Linked DNA regions of Homo sapiens: region 1 is linked to region 2. A link is a contact called in ENCODE Hi-C or POLR2A ChIA-PET data. All regions are on one chromosome and are shown on one strand. The core of a region is the stretch at or near the end of the contact, and the rest is flanking DNA. Distances in the headings are between cores, read along the strand shown.

The links. A loop is a pair of places that touch in the nucleus more often than their neighbours do. ChIA-PET counts read pairs that join two places held with the same protein, here RNA polymerase II (POLR2A). Pooled maps may share reads with other maps.
Region 1: a pooled map shows a loop between it and region 2 (7-fold over the local background). The contact joins the enhancer-like site here to the promoter of IDE in region 2. A Hi-C loop is called at or near these places in 6 of 50 pooled maps. POLR2A ChIA-PET finds 5 or more read pairs at or near these places in 2 of 52 experiments (HEK293T and OCI-LY7).

The regions. Positions count from the first base shown.
Region 1 is chr10:92,741,054-92,745,119 of GRCh38, forward strand. No RefSeq gene overlaps it. Among named protein-coding and RNA genes, the nearest start is that of HHEX, 53 kb to the left of the region's middle. RefSeq lists an enhancer at 1,415-1,754. Within about 2 kb of position 1,343, at least 4 of the 41 ENCODE cell types and tissues checked have a DNase peak (open chromatin) inside an H3K27ac peak, as active enhancers do; they include OCI-LY7, where a contact is called at or near this core.
Region 2 is chr10:92,572,760-92,576,744 of GRCh38, forward strand. IDE (insulin degrading enzyme) reads right to left here and starts at 1,334. Exons shown (of 25, transcript NM_004969.4): 1 at 1,163-1,334. The coding sequence starts at 1,260. RefSeq lists a silencer at 734-1,183 and enhancers at 1,684-1,743, 1,754-1,993.

The DNA.
Region 1 (4,066 bases), core at 93-2,592, 170 kb after region 2:
GCAGCAGGTTGCCCATGGAAGATCACATACCTCCCCAGAGCCCCTTGAAGCTGAAGTGTCTACAACCCAAGTCTGGCCAAAAAATATCCGTAGAAGCTTCCTCTGTGGGGCTTTCAGGAAAGCCCTATTGTTTTCCTGAGAAAAAGGGACAAGTCCAATCAGTACACATGTTTTGCCCTTGACCCCTCCCCTTCTTTCTGTGTAGAGTATGAACACCATGCTGGAGGGGCAGCAGCCCAGCTTTCCATTGTGAGGAAGAAAGTCAGGCATTAAGAGTAGCGGAGAAAAGTTACAAGGAGGCTGGGACCTTGTTTTCTGTAAGCAGCTGCCTCAGCCCTACCTCAAGACTTCTATAATGTGAGAAAAAGAGAAAAAACCCTATTTGGTGAAGCACTATGTTCAGTGACTTGCAGCTAAGTAAAATTTTAACTGATGCAGGCCGGGCGCAGTGGCTCACACCTGTAATCCCAGCATTTTGGGAGGCTGAGGCAGGTGGATGACTTGAGGTCAGGAGTTCAAGATCAGCCTGGCCAACATGGTGAAACCCTGTCTCTACTAAAAATACAAAAAATTAGCTGGCATTGTGGCAGGCACCTGTAATCCCAGCTACTTGGGAGGCTGAGGCAGGAGAATCGCTTGAACCCAGGAGGCAGAGGTTGCAGTGAGCCGAGATTGCACCACTGCACTCCAGCCTGGGTGACAGAGTGAAACTCCATCTCAAAAGAAAGAAAGAAAGAAAGAGAGAGAAAGAAAGAAAGAAGGAAAGAAAGAAAGAATCAATCCCTATCTCTACTAAAAATATGAAATTAGCTGGGTATGGTGGCACGTGCCTGTAATCCCAGCTACTCAGGGGGCTGAGACAGGAGAATCGCTTGAACCCGGGAGGTGAAGGCTACAGTGAGTCAACATTGCACCACTGCACTCCAGCCTGGGTGAGACAGAGTGAGACTCTGTCTCAAATTTTTTTTTTTTTTTTTTACTGATGCAACTAGAAAATAGAGGAAAATGTGAAAATTATAAGCCTCCGGAAAAACTTGACATATCTTGACAATATTGGCAGCCAAATGTAGCTGGTCATTAATATAATTTTCTATATCTATGTGCTGAAACAAAATAGCCACATCTACCTTCAAATAATTACACAAATCTATAATTATGGAACAATCTAAATACAATAAAAGAAAATACAGAGAACAATGAGGATATGTAATTGAGTGACCAGATCTGGTCAGGGAGGCTTCTCTGAGGAGCTGAGATCTGTTCTGAGACTAGAAGGATGAACAGGAGTTTATTAGGCAAAGGTGGTGGCCAGAGTGAGAAGCAGCAGCATGCATGAAGGCCCCAGGGCTGTAGAGAGCACAGTGCTTTTGAGGAACTGAAAGTAGTGCCCTGTGACTGAAATATTGAGAGTAAAAAAGAAAGTAGCACAAAATTAGGCTGGAGACATAAACAGGGGCCAGATGATGCTGGGCCCTGTGGTCAGTTTATATTAAGGATTTGGGTCTTTATCCTAGATCAATGGGAAGTCACAGAAGATTCTAAACCTGTAGCGTGACTTGGCCAGATTTGAGTTTAACAAAACAAGTGACATTCAAATCATATGAACTAGGACTGGAGATGTGAGGCTGCAGGTGACGTGGGGAGCCTATTTTGATACCAGCAGAGGATGTGGGCAAGGTGAGAGATGAGGACAGCTTGGATTAAGGGGTGTAGTGGAGGTGGAGAAAAGTTATGGGATTTGAATACCATTTAAAATGTAAAACTTACAGGGCCTGGTGATGGAGTAGACATAGATGTTGCTGGGTGGAGGAGTTCCAAGAGGACTCCTCGATTCTGGCTTGCAAAACTGGATGTCCAGTAGGGGATGGGGGTGGCATTTACCAAGAAAGGAAACCTGGAGGAGGCCTGAGTTGGGTGGGGGGCATCACGGTGAGTTCCCACTGAACACACCGAGCACGAGGAGCCTGGAGACACCCACGGGGCTATGGGAGTAGGTGGTGTGAGTAGGATCTGGTGCTTAGCCGAGAGGTCTGGGCTGGAAGCATCAGCATTTAGATGGAGTGGATGAAGTCATAAATCATGAGATCATTTAAGGAGAGAAGAGAGTGAACAGAGAAGCGGGCTTAGGACCAAGCTGATACCAAGATGAATAACCTTGTTTTCACCCTCAAGAAGCTTATGGCTGTGTAGAGGTGATGAGCTATGCACATATGTAATTACAGTATAGTCAGAAAAGGACTTACACTCTACCAATACCATAAACGATGCATTCGGAGGAGGAAAACATTATACCAGCTGAAGGGATTAGCAACAACTTCATGGAGACACATTTAAGACCATCTTTTTTTTTGGTGGGGGTGGGGCAGGGTCTCACTCTATCGCCCAGGCTGCAGTACAGTGGCATGATCATGGCTCACTGCAATCTTGAGCTCCTAGGCTCAAGAAATCTTCCTGCCTCAGCCTCCCAGGTAGCTAGGACTACAGGTGCGTGCCACCAAACCGGGAAAATTGTAGAGATAGGGTCTTGAACTCCTGACTCAGGTGATCCTCTTGCCTTGGCCTCCCAAAGTGCTGGGGTTACAGGCATGAGCAACTGCACCCAGCCTTAAGACGATCTTTGCTGTATAGCTAGAATAAAGTGAGGTGGATGAGGGTAGCGATGGGCTTCCAAGTGGAAAGAGTGACTTGATGAAGGGTATGAGGCTGAAAAACCAAGACCCATGGCAAACTTCAGGGAGTTTAGCTTATCTGGAGATAGGGTATACGTGGGGAATCATTTAAAAGGTGAGTTGGAGCCAGGTTGAGGAGGGCTGTAAATACCTGGCTGAGGTGCTTGACCTATAGGAGTGGGGACCTAACTAAGGTTTGTAGGAGAAGTAGGGGGAGGGTGCCTTGACTAAAGCAGTGATTGAAGAAGACTCCTGGATTCCCATGTGGGGTGCACTGAAGAGGACAGATACTGGAGGTGAGAGACCCATTACGAGGCTGGAGTGGAGCACCTCAGAGATTGTTCTACTGTAATGACTGAACCCAGCTGGTTAGCTCAAGTAAAAAGGGGATTGATTGAAAAAAATATATATATGTTTAGGAAACCTCATAGAATACAACCCTGGAAGTCCTGTCAGCCCACAGGAAATGGACAGTGGTTTGTCTCTGTTTCCCTGGAGACACACACATGGTCTCTTGTATTTGCCTCTCTCAGCTCTCCTGTACTCTTTGCAGACCAGCTTTCTCTGTAAGGGCCTGGGCTGCTGCTTTCCCTTCACCTGGTTTCAGGAGGTTTGGGTTGCCATGGCACCCATTCTGACCCAGATCCACTGGATCTTATATCAGACCCCACCACCATTTACTGCAGTCTCTCTGCTGATCATAGCATAAAGACAGGCTGTACCTTTTGGTGACACCAAACTGATATTCTAGTCACAATCAATGCAATAATCTAACAAATCTCCTGATCACATTTCCTGTTGGTGGGAAAGTCTAGCACTTGCACAGATTTGCTGGGCACAACTTGACTCACATTGTTTCCACATTTGTTTAATAACAGGTTATTATCTGCTGCAAGAATGAGGACAGGAACTGTGTTTGTCTTGTCTCCCGCTGTGTCTATTGCTGTATAACAAATTACCCCAAAACTTGGTGGCTTAAAACAGTAGGCATTTATGATCTCACAGTTTCTGTGAGTTAGGGATTTGGAAGTAGCTTGTCTGGATGGCTGTGGTTTGGGGTCTCTTATGAAGTTGCAATCAAGATGTTGGTTGGGCTGTAGTCATCTGAAAGCTTGAATGCAGCTGGAGGATCCACTTCCAAGATGGCACACTCACATGGCTGTTGGCAGGAGGCTTCAGTTCCTTATGACATGGACCTTTCCATAGGGCTGCTTGAGTGTCCTCACGATATGGTAGTTGGTTTCCCCCAGAACAATTGATCCAAGAGAGAGCAAGGAGGACGACACACACCGCCTTTTATAACCTAGTCTCAGAGGTCATACATCATCACTATTGCCACATTCTATTTGTTAGAAGTAAGTCATTATGTCTGTCCCATACTCAAGGGAAAGAGGAAT
Region 2 (3,985 bases), core at 84-2,583:
CCAACACAAACTGCCCGCATATCTAGGCTGGATTACGCCCACGCCAGCCCTCACTCCAACCTTTCTGCCATTCCTTCCAAAGCCAGCCTACCCCCCCATCTCTGGCCCCACACACTACCCATACTACCCATCTTCTGACCCTCATCAACACACCCTTGTAGCTATCTCAATTCCCGTGGCATCCCAATCCGCTCCAATCAAGTCAAAGTTCCTTGGAAGGCAGACACATACTTTACATAGAGGGTCCAGCACAGTGCCCTGCACTTAGTAGGTGCTGGCTATTACTGATTAAAACCAGCAGGGGTTCAAATAACGTTTCTAGGGAGGGCAAGATAATACTGCCTATCTTCTTCCATTCGTAGTAAAAAGTATTCAGCGTTCACTACAAGCCTGAAAACGCCTAGCGTACGCAGATCAACGGTGCAGTGGAGAGGGCACGCCGCCGGATGGCAAAAAACCTGTGTCCTAATCCTGGTTTTGCCACAATCTCGGCAGTTGCTGGGAAATCAAGCCATCTCTCGGAGCTCCGGTTGTCTCCGACGTAAAACAAGGGAGCTGCTGTAGAGGATCCCGAGGTATCTTTTGGCTCCTAAATGTCCCCCGATAGGAAACCCCACACTCGTCTTCCAAGGCGGGAGGCAGGCAAACTTTTTTCCCAGCGCGGGCATTCCACACGGTCCTGGAAACTCAGTGCCCGGAGAAAAGGGCAGGGCTGAGGGCAAGGTGAGAAGCGGTCCCCCCGAAGTCGCCGGATTCCTTTACCCCACGGCTCGAGTCCGCCTCAGGTTCCCGGCCCCCTCACAGGCGGACTCCGGGAGAGTGACGCGGCGCGGCTCCCAGGTGCAGGCCGGGTGACTCTGTCCGCCCCTGCGCCCCCCGCACTAGTGGCACACGCCCCGTGGCCCCGGGTAGCGGCCCCGGCCCCTCACCAGCCCAAGGGACGTCCCCGACTCTGGACCAGGCCTCTGGCTCCCGCCTGGCGAGCCGCTCTTCCGGGCCCTGGGGCGGCCTCAGCGCGGCAGTACGGGCCCCAGGCCGGCGGGACGGGCGGCGTGAGGGGCAGCGGTGGCGGCTTTAAGTGCTGAATCACCACTTTGCAACCCGAGCGCCAAACCGCTGTGACCCACGGGGCCCGAGGGCCCGGGCGCTCCATTCCGCTTACCCACACAGGCGCTCCGGAGGCGGCAGGCGGGCGCCGAGGACTGAGCGGAAGGTGCTGGGCAGTGCGGGGTGCAGAAGCCACGCTAGCCGGTACCGCATTAGCCAGCGCAGTCGCCGGGATCACCGCAAACGCTTCCTGCTTGCGCTTCGAGCCGGCCCTGCGCACTGCGCATGCTCTAGCCGCGGCGCCGCGCGGTCTCCCGGGAGCTGCGGAGAGGTAGCTGCTCCGGGTTTTGCCTGGAGCCGGATGGGGCCAGGACGCAGGCGAGGACGGTGAAGACCGCGGACAGCCGAGGCCTGAGCAGGCGGACTGGAGGGACAGGGGTTTGGCCGGGGCGCTTTAGGAGCCAGCACCCAGACTTTCCCAGGCGGGGAGGGTCCCAGCTAGATCCCACCGGCCGCACTTGTGAGGGTGGCGACGTGTGTCTGACTGTGAGGGGGCGAGGGGCCGCTCATAAATCCAGTGAGGGCACACGGGGCTATGTTTTCTGAGGCACCCCCACTGACTAGCGTGCCGGACCCTGCAGGTGTTGGAACAAGGTTCGTGGTCGCGGCGGCCTCACGTAAAATGAATCCGCGGCCGGCGCGCGGCCCGCGGGCTCCCTCTAGAGCGCGGTGGGGACGTGGACCGCGAAGGCACAGATGCGCTGGAGACAAGGCTCGAGTGCGGCGTGGGGGAAATTCAGACGCAGGGGTCAGCGATAGAGAGGCCAGGACCCAGGGGGACGTTTCCATCCTTGGGGAAGTTAGCAGCTCTCTTAAGAGGAAGGTGCGGATGGGACGGGCGCCGCAGCAAAACAAGGCTTCAAATCCAGAGTAGAAACTACTACTCTTGTTAGTACTCCGTACTAGGAATACTACTAATGTCAGTCGGCTTCAGTGGTTACTTTTTAAACAAAGAATTTTCTCCCCAGTGGCTTTATGGGGCTTTGCACCCACGAACAACTTAATAGTTGTTATGAATCTAACTTTCCATAATACCTTATGGGAGTCTTTAAGGAAGAATGCTATTAGGGATGGTGACTTGCCAGCTTAAGTACTTTTAGGTTTCTGATTGACAGACGATCAAGACTGCAGCCAAAAACGGTGTCCTTAGTCCAAGTATTGCTTTAAATGGGAATTCAGTAGGAGGGTTCCTTAATCAAGTTGATGCTTTATCGAAGACGTACCCACGATCTTTTTAACAGTGCGGTTTCACCTAAAGGCAAACCTTTGGATGAAAACAGGTAAAAATTATGGCAAGCCTCCTAGTGGTGTTTGCAAGTGCATGGTTTTAAGAACCTTTAAATTACCAGTCCCAATGCAGAGTAGTCAATCACCTTGAAGCAGCTCCTCTGAGAGTGTTAATGCAGCCTTTCTGAATACATTTATGCTCCATTAATGGAATCTATAAATGGGCTGGGGTAGATTCAGACTTGGAGGGCTTGAAACATATACAATTTGGGGGACCTCTTTGAGACATAAAATACAAATTATAAATACAAAATTAGCAATCAGAAGATTACTATAGAGAGAAAATACATCACAACAAATACTCGAGACTTGGAGATTAGTACCCTTTTTTTTCCTGAGATCTCTTTAGGCTACTTATTAGAAATGCTTACATAAAAATGCTTCCAGATGGCCGGGCGTGGTGGCTCATGCCTGTAATCCCAGCACTTTGGGAGGCCAAGCCGGGCGGATAACGAGATCAGGAGTTCGAGACCAGCCTGACCAAAATGGTGAAACCCCGTGTCTACTAAAAATACAAAAATTAGCCAGGCGTGGTGGCATGCGTCTGTAATCCCAGCTACTGAGGAGGCTGAGGCAGGAGAATCACTTGAACCCTGGAGGCGGAGGTTGCAGTGAGCCAAGATCACGCCACTGCACTCCAGCCTGGGCAACAAAATGAGACTCTATGTCTCAAAAAAAAAAAAAATGCTTCCAGACAACAACTGGCTTTCCCTCTACAACTCCCAGTTTGGAGCCTGTGCAAGTGAGCAGCCCTGAAGTTTAAACTTCATTAGCTTCATGATAAATTTCCCTCTGGTTGGAGTAGATGTCCTGGATAAGAAAGATTAATATTAATATAGTCTCATAACTATCATCTCAATAAAGAGGAGGTGGATGGAAAGAAAAGTAACAATTTTGAGAGTCTACTCTGTGTCTGGCATTGTACATGGCTCCTTCATTAGTCATCATGACCACCCTCTGTAATGGATATTTCCTCACCTACCAGAGATGAGGAAGCTGTGGCAGAGAGAGGTTGAGTAACTTGCCAACAATTGGACAAAAAGAGTGGAGTTGTAATTTGAACCCAGGACTGTCTTATTCCAAAACCTGTGATTTGCTCATCTCATTTATGACTTGACAAATATTTGTTGAATGCCTTACAGATACCAGGTATTATAAAGGTGCTGGGAATACAGCAGTGGACAAAAAAGACAAAAGTTTCTGTCTTGATGGAGATTACCTTCTAGCTGTGTGGGAAAAACAGATAATAATCAAGTGAGTAAGTGATATGAAGGAACAGGTGGTCAGGAAAGGCCTCTTTGAGGAAGTGACATTCAGGCAGACCCCAGAATGATGAGAAAAAGTAGGAAATGTGAAGGTCTAGGGTGTAATCTTTCCCACTCTCACTCAAACAAGTATAAGGTGTAAACCACCTAGACAACTTTTTTTTCTTTTCTTTCTTTTTTTTTTTTTGATGGAGTCTCGCTCTGTCACCAGGCTGGAGTGCAGTGGCGCGATCTCGGCTCACTGCAACCTCCACCTCCCGGATTCATGTGATTCTCCTGCCTCAGCCTCCAGAGTAGCTGGGACTACTGGCGCACGCCACCATGCC